Regions from separate parts of the Homo sapiens genome. Here all the other regions are linked to region 2. The links are chromatin loops, found by intact Hi-C in ENCODE. Cell type or tissue: PC-3. All regions are shown on one strand.

The links. A loop is a pair of places that touch in the nucleus more often than their neighbours do. Peaks named below come from ENCODE experiments on the same cell type or tissue, not always from the same donor. Only the 100,000 strongest peaks of a DNase experiment are listed, where the experiment ranks them.
Region 1: it touches region 2 in a loop (5-fold over the local background); 3 of 110 quality-filtered maps call a loop at or near these places.
Region 3: a loop joins it to region 2, with 7 times the contacts of the local background. A loop is called at or near these places in 2 of 110 quality-filtered maps.

What each region holds. Positions count from the first base shown.
Region 1 is chr6:85,799,375-85,804,374 of GRCh38, reverse strand. No RefSeq gene overlaps it. Among named protein-coding and RNA genes, the nearest start is that of SNHG5, 120 kb to the right of the region's middle. In PC-3, a CTCF peak has its summit at 4,949; a DNase peak (open chromatin) is centred at 2,034; H3K27ac peaks cover 1,006 bases.
Region 2 is chr6:85,864,063-85,869,062 of GRCh38, reverse strand. It overlaps the pseudogene LOC100133102. Among named protein-coding and RNA genes, the nearest start is that of SNHG5, 190 kb to the right of the region's middle. In PC-3, no CTCF peak of the experiment used is centred here; a DNase peak (open chromatin) is centred at 2,892; H3K4me3 peaks cover 1,885 bases; H3K27ac peaks cover 1,450 bases.
Region 3 is chr6:85,790,144-85,795,143 of GRCh38, reverse strand. No RefSeq gene overlaps it. Among named protein-coding and RNA genes, the nearest start is that of SNHG5, 110 kb to the right of the region's middle. In PC-3, no CTCF peak of the experiment used is centred here; a DNase peak (open chromatin) is centred at 2,673; H3K27ac peaks cover 1,262 bases.

The sequences.
Region 1 (5,000 bases), 65 kb after region 2:
TAACCTGTACAAAAAAAAGAATTTCCTTCTGGTAAATGTATATGGCTTAGCAATTCCCTACAAATGAGATCACAGAGCATAAATACAGACAAAAATACTTTTAAGAACGTTTGATTTTCCCAGAAATAACTAACAATTTCTAAATGTGCATTTGATTTAACAACCTGTTATATTGGTTTGATTTTTTTTTATTGCAATGAGGATATCAAACATGGTTTGATTTTGTTGATGTTGTTGTTACAGGTTTTAAAATTCTGTTTCTATATCATTAAGAAACTTTCTTGTGTCACTTGACTATACCCACTGACCTCATTAAAAAAAATGGCTTTAAATCAAGGAAAACAGGAAAGATCCAGAAAAGGTGTTGATGCCCTGCTTTGTATGACATGCATAATGCAGCTGGAATTTTCCATTCCCATATAAAAGCCCAATGCTATCCTCACACCCTAGTGAGAGTTCTAAGGGAAAGGAAAGAACCAGTTTAATAATTACTGAAAGCAGTGAGCCCACCATGCTGTTCATGACAATTGAGTACAGGAAGTAGCCTGCAGAGGAAAATGGGTTTGGCTCGATTGCCTTTATCAATATTTTCAATCAAACAGCAGTTTCATGTTCTTAGATAGATAGATAGATAGATAGACAGACAGACAGACAGACAGACAGACAGACAGATGCCGGGTATGAAACAGGAGTTTGAAAGCTCAAACTAAAATAAAAAGTGATTCAGAGAAAGCAGCACAAAGCTGATTTGAACATGATGAATATTTAGAATCTAGAAAAAAAAATAAGCCTCAGAGTTAATGAGCTGGGAAAAAGGAACAAACTGGTAATTGACCATCGTTGGGATAATGATTAATGTATATAAAAATGTGAATAAGAGAAAACTATTCTCTTCTTTTAAGGCAAAATGATTTCCTTATGCTTAAAATGAGGCCCCTAAAATTAACCACTTAAGGAACAACACTTTTTTTTGAGACAGAGTCTCACTGTGTCACCCAGGCTGTAGTACAGTGGCATGATCATAGCTCATTGCAGCCTCCAAAACCCAGGCTCCAGCCATTCTCCCACCTCTACCTCCCAAGTAGCAGAACCACAGGCCCATGCCACCACATCTAGCTAATTTTTTATTTGTTTGTGGAGTTGGGGGTCTCTTTATGTTGCCCAAGATGGTCTCAAGTTCCTGGACTCAAGTGATCCTCCCACCTCGGCCTCCCAAAGTGCTGGGTTTATAGGTGCAAGCCACCACACCTAGCCACAACACTTCTTTAAACATAAAAAACTCCTACACATTAATTAAGGTTTGTATTCTATTGTGTTTCTACACAAGTATGTCAGACACCTTAATAAATTTGTAAGATCAATTGCTTACCTGCATAGTCTGAATCTGTCAGTTGGTGTCACATGACTAACACACATCATTTAGTACAACTATAAGAAACATGCAAGTAAAACACCATGAATAATTTTAAATGAAAGGTACATTCTGAAAATAATTATTCAATTTAGATAACTTCAAATTACAAAGAACACAAATTAATGCATTTTCTTACATCTTTTCAACTTCTAGATTTTGCTCAGATTAGGATTTGATAAACTGCAAAAGCTTTCAGTACTCCTATTTTATCTGAGGCCTTATTAATAGCCTAATTGTGAATTGTTTAAGGGATACCTGGAAACCCATCCTAATAAAGATTTCTTTGCAAATTTCTTCCATTATTCCTGAGAACTCCTCAATACGAAGCTGCTACTTTGACTTTACAAAGGTTTTTTGAGCTTCACTACAATGACAAAATATTTGTGGTTTTTTTAAAAACAAAGGATCATTTTACACTCATGCTACATGTCAGTGGCAGTTTTGACCTGGTATTCTATTCCATATCATGTCTGACCCGGGCTAATGGAACAGTTTTCATCTCAAACATTGCCAGTTACTGTGGCAGAGAAGAAAAAGTTCTAGAGGGCCCCACCCTGCCTATTAAATGCCCTGACCTCAAAATGAGACACATATTTCTGTTCACAACTCATCACATGGCCCTATCCAGCCATAAAAGAGTCAAGAAAGGCAATCCCACCCAGGGGGGAAGAAATGTAAATATTTGAGGAAAAACATTTATGACTCCTAGAGATGCATCATCAGTTTTTTGCTATTACAAACAATTCTGCAAAGAATAACCTTGTACATCTATCATTTTGCAAGTATATCTGTAAAATGAATTCCTAAAAACGGGATTGACCCACCTAATGCTGTACCTACTTGTAATTTTGTCGAAGTTGCTATATATAGAAATCTCAACAATCTATTTAAAATTTGACTTGTAAAACTTCAAATTATGCACGAAATTTTTTGAATAACTTAAATAAATCTCAATTTATAAGCTGTATACAGAAATAACTGTATTATGTTGCCATTTATGAAAAATATCACAGGAGTACTGGAATGGACACTATGAGTTAGAGTTGTTCAGAGCTGGGAGGGATTACATCCAGCTAAAATTATTCAACAAGGATTCATGCAGGAAGTCAGGCCTTAAGGGATACATCATTCTCTACCTTACATCCCCTGATATTCCTTTCCCTAAATACCTATACCTATTAAGAACAAGGACTTTAAAGCCAGAGCACCTGAATTTAAATCTCAGCTCCACCACTTACTAGACTCATCTTTGGCAATTTACTTATACTCTGATTTACCACCATATTCTTTCATAAATCCTTGAAATTTTTCTTTGGTAATCTTAAATTATTGCTTTCTATGCCATCTTGTAATGGAAACCAGTGTTACAAATAGCCGTAGCCAATCTCTGACTTTCTCAGCTACCTGAAGTCCAACAAATAGCTGACTTCATGGTCACCCCCTTACTTGCTTATGATTGGAAGGGTGATTATTTCACAGGCTTGGAATGACTAGTGAATAAATAGCCAGAGTCATTTTTAATGAAGGGCTTCCAGTTCTGCAGAAACTATAAAATTAAACTTCCATCCTCTCAAAAATAAACTATTTAACTTGTAAGGTCCAGGACCTCAGCCCCGAAAGCCATTTTTTGGCCACAGTGCAAAAGTCAGATGTTAGAGCTATCAGTAACTTTACACCTGATATCAAAAGATAGGCTGTGTAGGGTAAAACACCGACAGTCTGTTAAAGCCTACGAGCTGATACATGTTGTATAACTCAGATACTTCACTTTATGTTAAGAACAAATATGTTTTTACTTAAAGGATTGATATTGGAACTTGGTGTTTTCTTCATTTTATATGGGTGTGTGCACAGATGTGTGTGTACATATGTGTGTATACATATATATGTCTTTTTAAAATATATGCATATAAAACATGTCTTTTTTAATATGTTTCTCCTTTTGAGAGTCTAAAAAGTGATTTAATTAAATTGAATTTCTTACTGACATAAAGAAATTTATTTATCAAATTTCATAGATATAGAGCACATAAAATTACCCTTAAACAGATTGATACATAGAAATAATCACTTTAGTTTGGTGCTATTTTATCTGAACTCATAAATAATATCAATATTCCAACTTAAAGTAGTTTGAGATTTTTCCTCCTAGTAAACCTTATTATTATTTTTAAAATTTCTTTTATGTTTATTTCCATGTTTATGTCAGTCAGGAAACAGAAAGCAAACCAGCAATTTGAACAGGAAAAATATACAGAATTGTTAACTAGTATGTATTGGTTATCTATCGCTGTTACAAATTGTCCCAAAATTAAGCAGCCTAAAACAACAGACATTTATTTATCTCACACTTTCTGTCTGTCAGGACCCTGGGAGAGGCTCAGCTAAGTGGATCTGGATCAGAGTCTCTCATGAGGTTACCTCATGAGGTGAACTTGTTCAAGGAAAACAAACCCACATAGTCTACAGAAGAGGCACAAGATCAGTGGTTGCTTCCTAGTTCCTCAACAGCTGGGCCACACACAGAGCCAGGCTTCATAGGCCCCAGTTCCCCAGATGTGACCTTTCTGCCATATATAACCCTGCAGGGAGAGAAGTCGAATCCAGTCTTTGCTCCCATCACCTTTTCCTCAGAACACAACCCCTTCCAGGTGATGTGCCTTACCCAGGCAGCACACAATTTAAGTGAGCAAGCTTTCATCCACAAAAGAATGTAAATTAGTACAATGTCTATGGAAAACAGCATGGAAATTTCACAAGGAACTAAAAATAGAACTATCATTCAACCCAGCAATCCCAGTGCTGGGTATCTACCCAAAGGAAAAAAAATCAGTGTATCAGAAAGCTACCTGCACTCATTGTTTGTCACAGCACTATTCACAATAGCAAAGATACAGGATCAACTTAAGTGTCCATCAATGGATGATTAGAAAAGAAAATGTGGTATATACACACAATGGAATATTATTCAGCCAAAAAAAATGAAACCATGTTTTTTGTAGCAACATGGATAGAACTATTAATAAAAGTAATTGTGTTAAGTGAAACAAGCTAGACACAGAAAGTGCAATATCACATGTTCTCACTCATGAGTGGGTACTAAAAATGTGTATATGTGGATGTAGAAAGTGAAATGACAGACAACGGAGACTTGGAAAGGGGAGGGAGTGGGCTGGGGGTAGATGATGGGAAATTACTTAATGGGTACAATATATGTTATTCAGGTGATGGATATTCTAAAAGTCCTTACTTGACCACTACACAATCTATGCATGTAACAAAATTGCATTTGTACCCCATAAATTTGTGCAAATTTTAACAAGTTATGTGAATGCAGGCAATTCTCTTTTTTTCTTATTTTCATCGGTGTAAACATCTGGAGAGACAATCCTTTATTGTATGATACTGTTCTTGAATTACATGACATTAGCATACTGGTCCCTCCTCCACAAAATTCCAGTAACACCCTCAATCATTGTGTTAAGCACAAAAGTCTCCATTAATTTTCAGTCTATCCCCCACAGGAGGCAGTACTGCCTCACTGAGAGCCATTATTCCAGAGTTTAGTAAGAGGGAACCCAATACA
Region 2 (5,000 bases):
ATAGTGATTGTCAAAGACAATAGGGATATATTCTCCAGGTTGTATAGCTGATCACTGATGAGTTGGTAAGTTTTCCCTACAGCTCCATCTCCCACCACCACATACTTGATGGCCTACATCTCGGCCGCTGGTTGGGCTGCCTACGGCAGAAATAGTGGGCTCAGGGTGCTGCGGGTGGGGCACAGATGCAGGCTACCAGCACTGGATGCCTGGCCACTATTGGCAATGCCTCACCCTCCACCAGCTGGAAGCAGAAGCCCAGCAGCTTCCGTCAGACAAAGCTGAGGGAAACTGCCCAAGAATAATTTTAAATGTCTTTAAATCAAAAGACTATATTAACAAAGTAAAAGGGCAATGTACACAATGAGAGGAAATATTTGCAACTCGTGTATCTAATATGAGATTAATATCCAGAATATATAGAGAACTCCTAAAACTCAACAGCAATAAAAGAAAACAAATAACCTTATTCAAAAATAGACAAAGGATTTGCATGGACATTTCTCCAAAGGAGACACACAAATAGCAAAGATATTCAACGTCATTAATCATTAGGGAAATGCAAGTCAAAACTGCAAGATAACACTTCACTTCCATTAGGGTTGTTAATATTAAAAAGAAAAAGAAAATAACAAATATTAGTAAGGAAGTGGAAAAGTTGAAACCCTTGTGCGCTGCTGCTCAGAAAGTAAAATAGTACAGCCACTGTGGAAAACAGCATGGCAATAACTTTGAAAAATCAAAAACAGAGTTACCATGTAATCCAGTGAATCCATTTCTGGCTATATACTCAAAAAAATGAAAGCAGGGACTTTGAGAGATATTTGTACCCCCATGTTAATAGCAGCATTATTCTAAATAGCTAAAACATAGAAATGACCCAAGTGTTTATTGAGTACTAAATGGATAAGCAAAATGTGGTACATGCATACAATTGAATATTATTCAGCCTCAAGGAGGTAAATGCTAATACATGCTACAACTTGGATGCACCTTGAGGACATTATGCTATGTGAAATAAGCCAGATACAAAGAGACAAATACTTTATGATTCCCCTTATAGGAGGTGTCTAGAGTAGTCAAATTCATAGATACAGAAAAAATAGTAGTTGCCATGAGGCAGAAATTTAAAATAATAATAATAATAAGTACTGCATTTATTCACTCCAAGAAAAGTAAAAGCTAAGGCCCAGAATGTGGCAAGGCAAAGGTTAAAAAAAAAGAACAAGTTTTCCTTCACCTAGCAGCTCATTTCAAGGACAGTTAGATGATAACTCTGTTGGAATAGCCAAGGCCAAAAAAATAGGCTGCAGACACACCCCCTCCCTTCCAGAGCAAGGCTGAAAGAAAATAAAGAGAAAGGTTCTTTTATGGTACTCTTTTTCCAGGCTTCTTAAGCATGAATAGCATGATTAGGTTTTACAAATATCTGTATTTAGCCAGCTCTTGTTTTTCTTTTAATGCAGCTACAAGGCCACAGGCTAGGTCACAAGTTAATGTTATGCTATAGATTATGTGACCTATTACTGTATGATTAACTGCTTTTATTTTGCTACTGCTTTTATTTTGCTTCTGTAAGGCTGCTTATAAAAACCCCACTCTGTCTTTGTTCAGGGATCAGCTTTTGGACGTGAATCCTCTGAGCCAGTGTGTGCCTAAAATAAACAAATCCTCCTGTACTCGGTATTGGTCTCACCATTCCTCAGTTTACAACATTTTTGGTGACCACGAAGTGAATGGAGACAGCAGGCTTACTGTCTCCTTTGCCTCTGGGGTTGGAGCACGGGCCTCAGGAAACCTGTGACCCCAGGCACCACCGGGAGGACTTCAGCCCAGAAGGGAGATCAGCTCTCCCCTGACCCAGTGCCCCTACCCAGCAGCACCATGGAACCTAAAGAGAGACTACAGGATGAATTCAAAAACAGCGTGCTTCAGGAACTGCGGTAAGGTTTTGGAGGCCTAAGGCAGGACCCATCCCTTGGACAGAAGGGGAGCCTGATCACCTCCTGGGGTGTGCTGAATAGTTTGACCCACAGGGGCTGGGGGTGATGAGAGTGACTCACCAATTCAGATGAAACTCACACCCCACCGACACAGGACACGAGAGTGGCTCACTAAGTCAGCTAGTAATCTGGAGGTGGTGAGAGTGGCGTGCCACCCCAACTGGGAACTAGAGGTGGCAAGAGTGGCTCTCCACCCCAACTGGGAACTGGAGGTGGCAAGAGTGGCTTGCCACCCCAACTGCAAAACTAGAGGGGGCAAGAGTGGCTCACCACCCCGATTGCAAACATGAGAACTAAAAGTGTGTGAAAGTGTGTGAATGCAGGGACCTAATTAGGCTCATCAGCTGCAAAGTGGGGAGTCACAGATCTTAATGTGGACTGTGTGCTCCAAGAAAGTGTGGGGCTGACTAAGACTAGTGGAAATCTGCATACAGCTAATAGGAGCTGCCCTACAGGTCAGAGTTGTAGTAGGAATAAGAACCTCTCCAAAGTCAAGCAGCATCTGAAAAATCCCATAATAGGAGACGGTGTAACCGGCCAAAACGAGAGGGTGAGTGTGCAAGAGTGAATGTGCTGTGTCGTAAAAGGAGGAATGGGAGGAAAGTCATCAAAACATCAAAACTTACTCTACTAGAGTGCATGTTACGGAACCTTAAGAAAGGTTTTGCAGGGGATTATACAGTTAAGTTAACCCCTAAGAGGTTGAGAACTCTCTGTGAATTAGAATGGCCCACTTTTGGTGTTGGATGGCCGACCGAAGGAACTATAGACAAGGAACAATTGGCCATGTATTTAAGGTGGTGGCAGGGGTCAGAGGACAGCCAGTGTACCCAGATAAATTCCTTTATGTTGACTCATGGTTAAATACAATACAGACAAAACTGGCATAGATCCAGCCCTGTTTAATGGCTTATAGCAAAAAAGCCAAAAGTGAAAGTAAGAGCAGCTTTGCCAGCAGACACAGAGTTAAAGGGAGAATCCTAGAGAGAGCAAGAGAAGCCAGTTTTACAGGAGCCTCCAGAGGTAACAGAAATTCTTTCTCCATACGTCCCAGCCTACCCCCCTTTTACCAAGACCAACAGCCCCCCAGGAAACAGATTCAGGAGCTAACACCCCCCAGATCTCACCTCGAAAGGGAGGATCAGAGCCCCGAGAGGCCACGGAAAGAAGTCAAGAGAGTCAAGTGGGCCGTCTCAGATCTGGCTGTGCTCAAGCTATGCAAATGCCTCTCAGGAAGATGCAAGGACTTATCTGTTATGATGACCAGGATCCCACCTGGGACCCAGAGGATGCAACTCAGCTCCAGCATTTGCAGAGTTAGCTAGAGGCACTTCTGCAGGGGCTAAGAGTTGGTAGAAGGAAAGCAATTAATATAAGGAAGATTTCAGAAGTGCTTCAGGGAGCTGACGAGAGCCTAAGTCAGTTTTATGAGGTATTCTGTGAAGCATTCTGGCTTTACACCCCATTTAACTCTGCTGAACATCAGCATATGGTAAATACTTCATTTGTAGGGCAAGCCCAGGGTGACATCAAGCAGAAGTTGCAGGCATGAATACCACCCAGTCTATAAAAGTGGCCACAAAGGTGTATGTTAACTGTGACCAGGGAACAAAATGGGAAAGAGCAAAAGCAACAAGCACAGCAGCTAGGCATGCCAAGGGTTAAGTCCCTCTCCCCAGCCCAGCTTTATCTGGAAAAAGAGGGGCCTGGGAACCGACGCCAGGAGAAGAGCAAGGAAGAAGGAAAGGAGAAAGTAAGAGTAAGTGTGAGAAAGGAAAGAAGAAAGTAAAAGGGAAATCAGAAAGAAACAGGAGAGACAGATGGCAGTGTGCAGGGGCAGGGCCCGTGCCAATGCCCAGCCCCACTGGCTGGCTGCAGGAGCAGGAGAACTCAGGAAGGAAAAAGGAAAGTAAATTGAAGGCTTAAGAAAAAGGTCAATTGTTGGCAACAGCTATTATAGAAAGAGAGATTAGCAATGTGAAAGAACACAGTGGACACAGACATAGAGGTGGAAGAAGTCAAGTTAGGCAAGGATTCAAGAGCAGGACAAGGCTAGAAAGAGATTAATGTGTGAGATGAAAAAAGAAAGGACACTGGAAGGATGAATGTTCAGAAGGCAATGAGGGAAATGGCCAAGGCCACGAGACAAAGAGGCCATTGGCCAAGGGCTGCCACACCTTGGAGAAACCAAATACTGATCTGATCAGGCTGGCAGAAGCTGAAGGATGTAAGGACTTGGACAGACCGAGCACCTTCTCATTAGGCTTTCAGGAGCCCACAGTCACATTAGAAGTTAAAAGCAGCAGGATTCTGCTATATCTGGATTCCAGTTTCTCACTGATGGCTAAGCCACTAGATGGAGTTACAAAAGAGGAGAAAAAGAACCCCTCCTCTGGGAAACTGAACAGGAGGAGGAGCCATGCCTTGTGAAAACTTGCTTATAGACTTTACAGAACTGCCCCGTGCCAGCTACTGGTACATGCTAGTGCTTGATTGCACCTTTTCAGGGCAGGTTGAAGCTTTCCCCACCAGGACAGAAAAAGTACAAGAAGTGACTAAAGTACGGTTAAAAAACATTATCCCCAGGTTTGGACTGCCTCTAACTTTATATTCAGACAATGGGCCAGCATTTGTAGCTGAAATAGTGCAAAATTTAACAAGACTGTTAAAAATAAAATGAAAGTTACATACAGCGTATCAGCTGCAAAGTTCAGGAAAAGGTAGAACGTATGAACTGGACACTCAAGCAGCTACTGAAGAAATATTGCCAGGAAATTCATTAGAGATAGCATCAGGTTTTTGCCTATGGTCCTCCTCCGAGTCAGGTGCACCCCCACCAAATAAACTGGGTATTTGCTCTATAAGATTTTGTTTGGTCAGCCACCCCCAAATCATAGCTCAAATTAAAGGTGACCCCCAGGAACTAGGGAAATTAGCCTTAAGAAAGCAAATGCAGGCTTTAGGAATAACCATACAAAGTGTTCATAATTAGGTACA
Region 3 (5,000 bases), 74 kb after region 2:
TCTCTCTGACAGACACAGTTATTGGTGCTGAAGACACTATAACAAAACATACAATTTCCAACCTATGGAGCTTAGAGATGAGTACTATGAAAAAATTAAAACAAGGTAATTGGATAGAGAGTTAGCTGGGTAATTACATGTCTATTTTAAATAGGAGAACAGAATGCAGAAACCTCAAAAACGAGGGGACCCTGAATGCAAACATCTGAGGTCTGAGAAGAGAGAATCAGAATCACAGAAGTCTCTGAGGCAGAATTAAGCTTGGCATGTTTGAGAATGGAAGAGTGTCAGTGTGGCTGGACTACAGTGAGCAAAGGGAAGAGTGGTGGGGATGAAGACTAAGGTGAGCAAGGGCAAGTCACAGAGGCCATAGAGAGGATTTGGGATGTTATTCAAAGCATGATGGAAGCCAATTAAGGCTTTAGCTGAAGAGTGATATAATCTGGTTTAGATACTTTATTTATTACTTCCATTTGTCCTGTGTGCAAAACTGTGTGCACACAAGACTAGGGAGAAACCCAGTCTCTGGCTTGGCCAAGGTTTAAATTAATAAAAATGAAGATGAAAATAAGTTGTCAGATTTAGGATGTATTTTAGAAACCCAACTGATAATTTGCCAACTAATTGGATGCAGAGAGTAAGAGGGAGACTCAAGAACACCTCTAAGATTTTTACCCTGATCAATGGGATAGGTGAAAGTACATTAATGGAGATTGAGAATCCTGGTGGAGGTACAAGTTTAGGGGTACTGAAGAGTGCTTTTGGACATGTGAATTCTTAGAAGCCTACTAGATTCTCCAAATGGAGACATAAAACATAATTGAATACAAAAGTCAGGAGTTCAGGAGAGGGCTGAGCTAAAGATACAAATTTGATAGACATGAGCATTTAAAAAAAACTGCATGAAAATACTAAAGATAGGCTGTCCTGCCTATGGAATAGCCATTCTTTGATCCCTTTACTTTCTTAATAAACTTGGTTTCACCTTACTCTATGGACTTCCCCCAAATTCTTTCTTGTGTGAGGTCCAAAAACTCTCTGTTGGGGTCTAGATCAGACCCTTTTCCAGTAACATCTTCCTGATGAACCACAAAGGGATTATACTAAAGAGACCCCCCAACCCCAAGGAAATTGACTGCAGCACCAATTAGCCAACAATTGGTGACACTTTGGGACACAATTTGAGACACTGGTTTTCCTACCAAGGCTTTTAGATAAAAACACACTTTTAAGGAATCAAATTTTACTCATAGAGCCGATCAAATCCTGTTTGGAAAACTGGCCTCATATTTTGTCTACATAGTCCCTGTACAGCAGTGGTCACCAACAATTTTGGCACCAGTGATCGGTTTCATGGAAGACTACTTTTTCACTGGGGTGGGGTGTGGGGGTTCACGATGATTCAAGCACATTAAATTTTTTGTGCAATTTATTTCTATTGTTATTACATTGTAACATATAATATCATGAAATAATTATACAACTCACCATAATGTAGAATCAGTGGGAGCCCTGAGCTTGTTTTCCTGCAACCAGACAGTCTCATCTAGGGATGATGGGAGACACTGACAGATCATCAGGCATTGGATTCTCATAAGGAGCATGCAACCTAGATCCCTCATATGTGCAGTTCACAATAAGGCTCACAATTCTATGAGAGTCTAATGCCACCACTCGTCTGACAAGAGGCAGAGCTCAGGCAGTAATGCAAGTGATGGGGAGCAACAGTAAATAAACATGAAGCTTTGCACACATGCTCACCACTCACCACCTACTGTGCAGCCCAATTCCTAACAGTCCACAGACTGGTATCAGTCCATGGCCCAGGGGTTGGGAACCCCAGCTGTATAGAGTTCTTGACCTGCAACTGACCCTGCTTATTCCTTTGAACCAACCAGTGAACTTTGGTTTCAGCTCAGAACAAACAAGAGGGATGGATATCACCTTTGGTCAGAACTCAGAGTTATAGATGGCCCTCACCATATTGATGCTTTCAGAATGAGCTCCTCTCTACACTGAATACAAGATACCCTAATAGGCAGAAATATCATCACCTCTATTCAGTCTGAAGAAGTTATAGAAGATGGATCTTCATCCTTCTGCAACCCTTAGAATTAAGGGTCCCCTTGTAAAAGGGAGGGGGGAATATGTCCGAGGCATTCCATCCAGAGTGACTCCATCTTGAATAGGGGCTGTGTTTTAGTCGAGTCTCACACTGCTATAAAGACATACCTGAAACTGGGTCATTTATAAAGAAAAGAGATTTAATTGACTCACAGTTCTGCATGGCTGGGGAGGCCTCAGGAAAATTACAATCATGGTGGAAGGTGAAGGGGAAGAAAGGCACGTCTTCACATGGCCAGAGCAGGAGGAAGAGAGAGTGAAGGGGAAAGTTCTACACACTTTCAAACAACCATATCTCATGAGCGCTCACTCACTATCATAAAAACAGCAAGGGGAAAATCCACCCCCAAAATCCAGTCACCTCCCACCAGGTACCTCCCCCAACATTGAAAATTACAATTTGACATGAAATTTGGGTGGGGATACAGAGCCAAACCATATTAGTCTGGATAAAATAAGCCTGAGACCTACTGGGCTGCATTCCCAGGAGGTTAGGCATTCTTAGTCACAGAATGAAATAGGAGGTCAGTACAAGATATAAGTCACAAAGACTTTGCTGACAAAACAGGATGTAGTAAAGAAGCCTGCCAAAACCCGCCAAAACTAAGATGTCAATGAAAGTGACCTAGTCATCCTCACTACTCATTATATGCTAATTATAATGCATTAGCATGCTAAAAGACACTCCCACCCACACTATGACAGTTTACAAATTCCATGGAAATGTCAGGAAGTTAACCTTTATGGTCTAAAAAGAAGAGGAACCCTCAGTTCTAGGAATTACCCACACTTTTCCTGGAAAACTCATGAATAATCCACCACTATGATCAAAAAATAAGTATACCCAGTCAAGCCGCCCATGCTGCTGCTCTGGCTATGGAGTACCCATTCTTTTATTTCTTTACTTTCTTAATAAACTTGCTTTCATTTTAAAAATAAAAAGAAAGAAAGAAGGAGGCTGGGCACGATAGCTCATACCTGTAATCCCAGCACTTTGAGAGGCCAAGGCAGGCGAATCACCTCCAGGTCAGGTGTTTGAGACCAGCCTGGCCAACATGGTGAAACCTCGTCTCTACTAAAAATACAGAAATTAGCCAGGTATGGTGACACATGCCTGTAATTCCAGCTACACAAGAGGCTGAGGCAGGAGAATCACTTGAACACAGGAGGTTCAGGAGGTTGAGGTTGCAGTGAGCCAACATCATGCCACTACACTCCATTCTGGGCAAGAGAATGAGACCCTGTCTAAAAAAAAAAAAAAGGGAGAGAGAAAAGAGAATACTAAAGATAGAGTATAGCTACATAAAGAAGGTAGGGCACTCCAACATTTAAAGAAGAACAACCAGCAAAGAAAACTGAAAAGAGTGGCCAAGAAGGTGGCAATAACACTAGGAGAGTGAGAGACCGCAGGCACCAAATGAGAAAAGTGTTTCAGAGAACAGAGGAGGAGATAGTGATTAACTGAATAAAATGCTGCTAAGAAGTTAAATAACCTAGACAGAAAGAGACCATTAGCAGTACCACCTTGTATTCATCAGGGTTTTCTAGAGAAACAGAGCCAATATGACATATATAGATATACAGAAATAGATTTATAATGAGGGATTGGCTCAAATGATTATGGAGGCTGAGAAGTCCCACAATCTGCTATCAACACACTGGAGGCCCAGGAAAGCCAGTTCTACTCAAAGCCAAAAGGCTGAAGAACCAATGGAGCCAATAATATAAATCCCAGTATGAGTCTGAAGGCCCATAAACCAGAAGCATCTATGTCTGAGAATTGGAAAAAATGAATGGTTCAGCTCAAACAGAAAGGGTAAATTTGTCCTTCCTCCACATTTTGTTCTAGGCAGGCCCTTAATGGATTGGATGATGACCAACCATATTTGTGAGGGTAGATCTGCTTTACTTATTAGACTAATTTAAATGCTAATCTCTTCTGGAAACATCTTTGCAGACATGCCCAGAAATAATTTTCTGCCAGCTATCTGGGTATTCCTTAGCCCAGTCAAGTTGACATATAAAATTAACCAACACACACTCTTAGAACTAAGCAAGGAGCTTTTGGCAAGTTCCACTCTGATACTCCTTCAGCTGTCTATGGGGCAAGGATTCCACAAGGCCAAAGGGAGGTATCAATCAGAACCTACATCCTTCAAGATTATATATGCATACCCAGAACTCCCTGTCTCAACAACCTCAAGCCACTTTCAAGCCGGCTTGAGCCTTGTTATTGTCTGAATGTTTGTGTCCCCCAAAATTCATATGTTAAAACCTAATTCCTAATGCAGTAGTATTAAGAAATGAGGTCTTTGGAAGGTGATTAAGCCACATGGATGGAGCCCTCATGAATGGGATGAATTCCCTTAGAAAAAAGACCCATGGTTTCTTGTTCATCCCTTCTGTCATATGAGTACATAGCAAGAAGGAACAATCTTAGAAGCAGAGAGGGCTATTTCTTACCAGACATCAATCTGCTAGTGTCTTGATTTTGGACTTCACAGCCTCCAGAACTGTGAGCAATAAATTTCTGTTATTTATAAATTAAGTAGATTAAGAACATTTGTTATAGCAGCCTGAAAGGACCAAAATGGGCCTCATCCTCAGGTCTGTTTTGACAGGTGACTGAGCTGGTGTACACATCTGTTGGCTTAAGGGGTAACCAAAGGACAATTGATTTCATGGGGTGAGGTCACAGTTGTGATGCCTGAGCTGGGGAGTCCATTCTTGTGCATGCAAGGCTGTTTCAAGATTGTCTCTTTTCCCCAGGGCTTCCATAACAAATTACCACAAACTTGGTGGCTTACAACAACAAAAATTTATTTTCTCAAATTTCTGGAGACCAAAAGTTCAAAATTAGGGTATTGGCAGGGTTG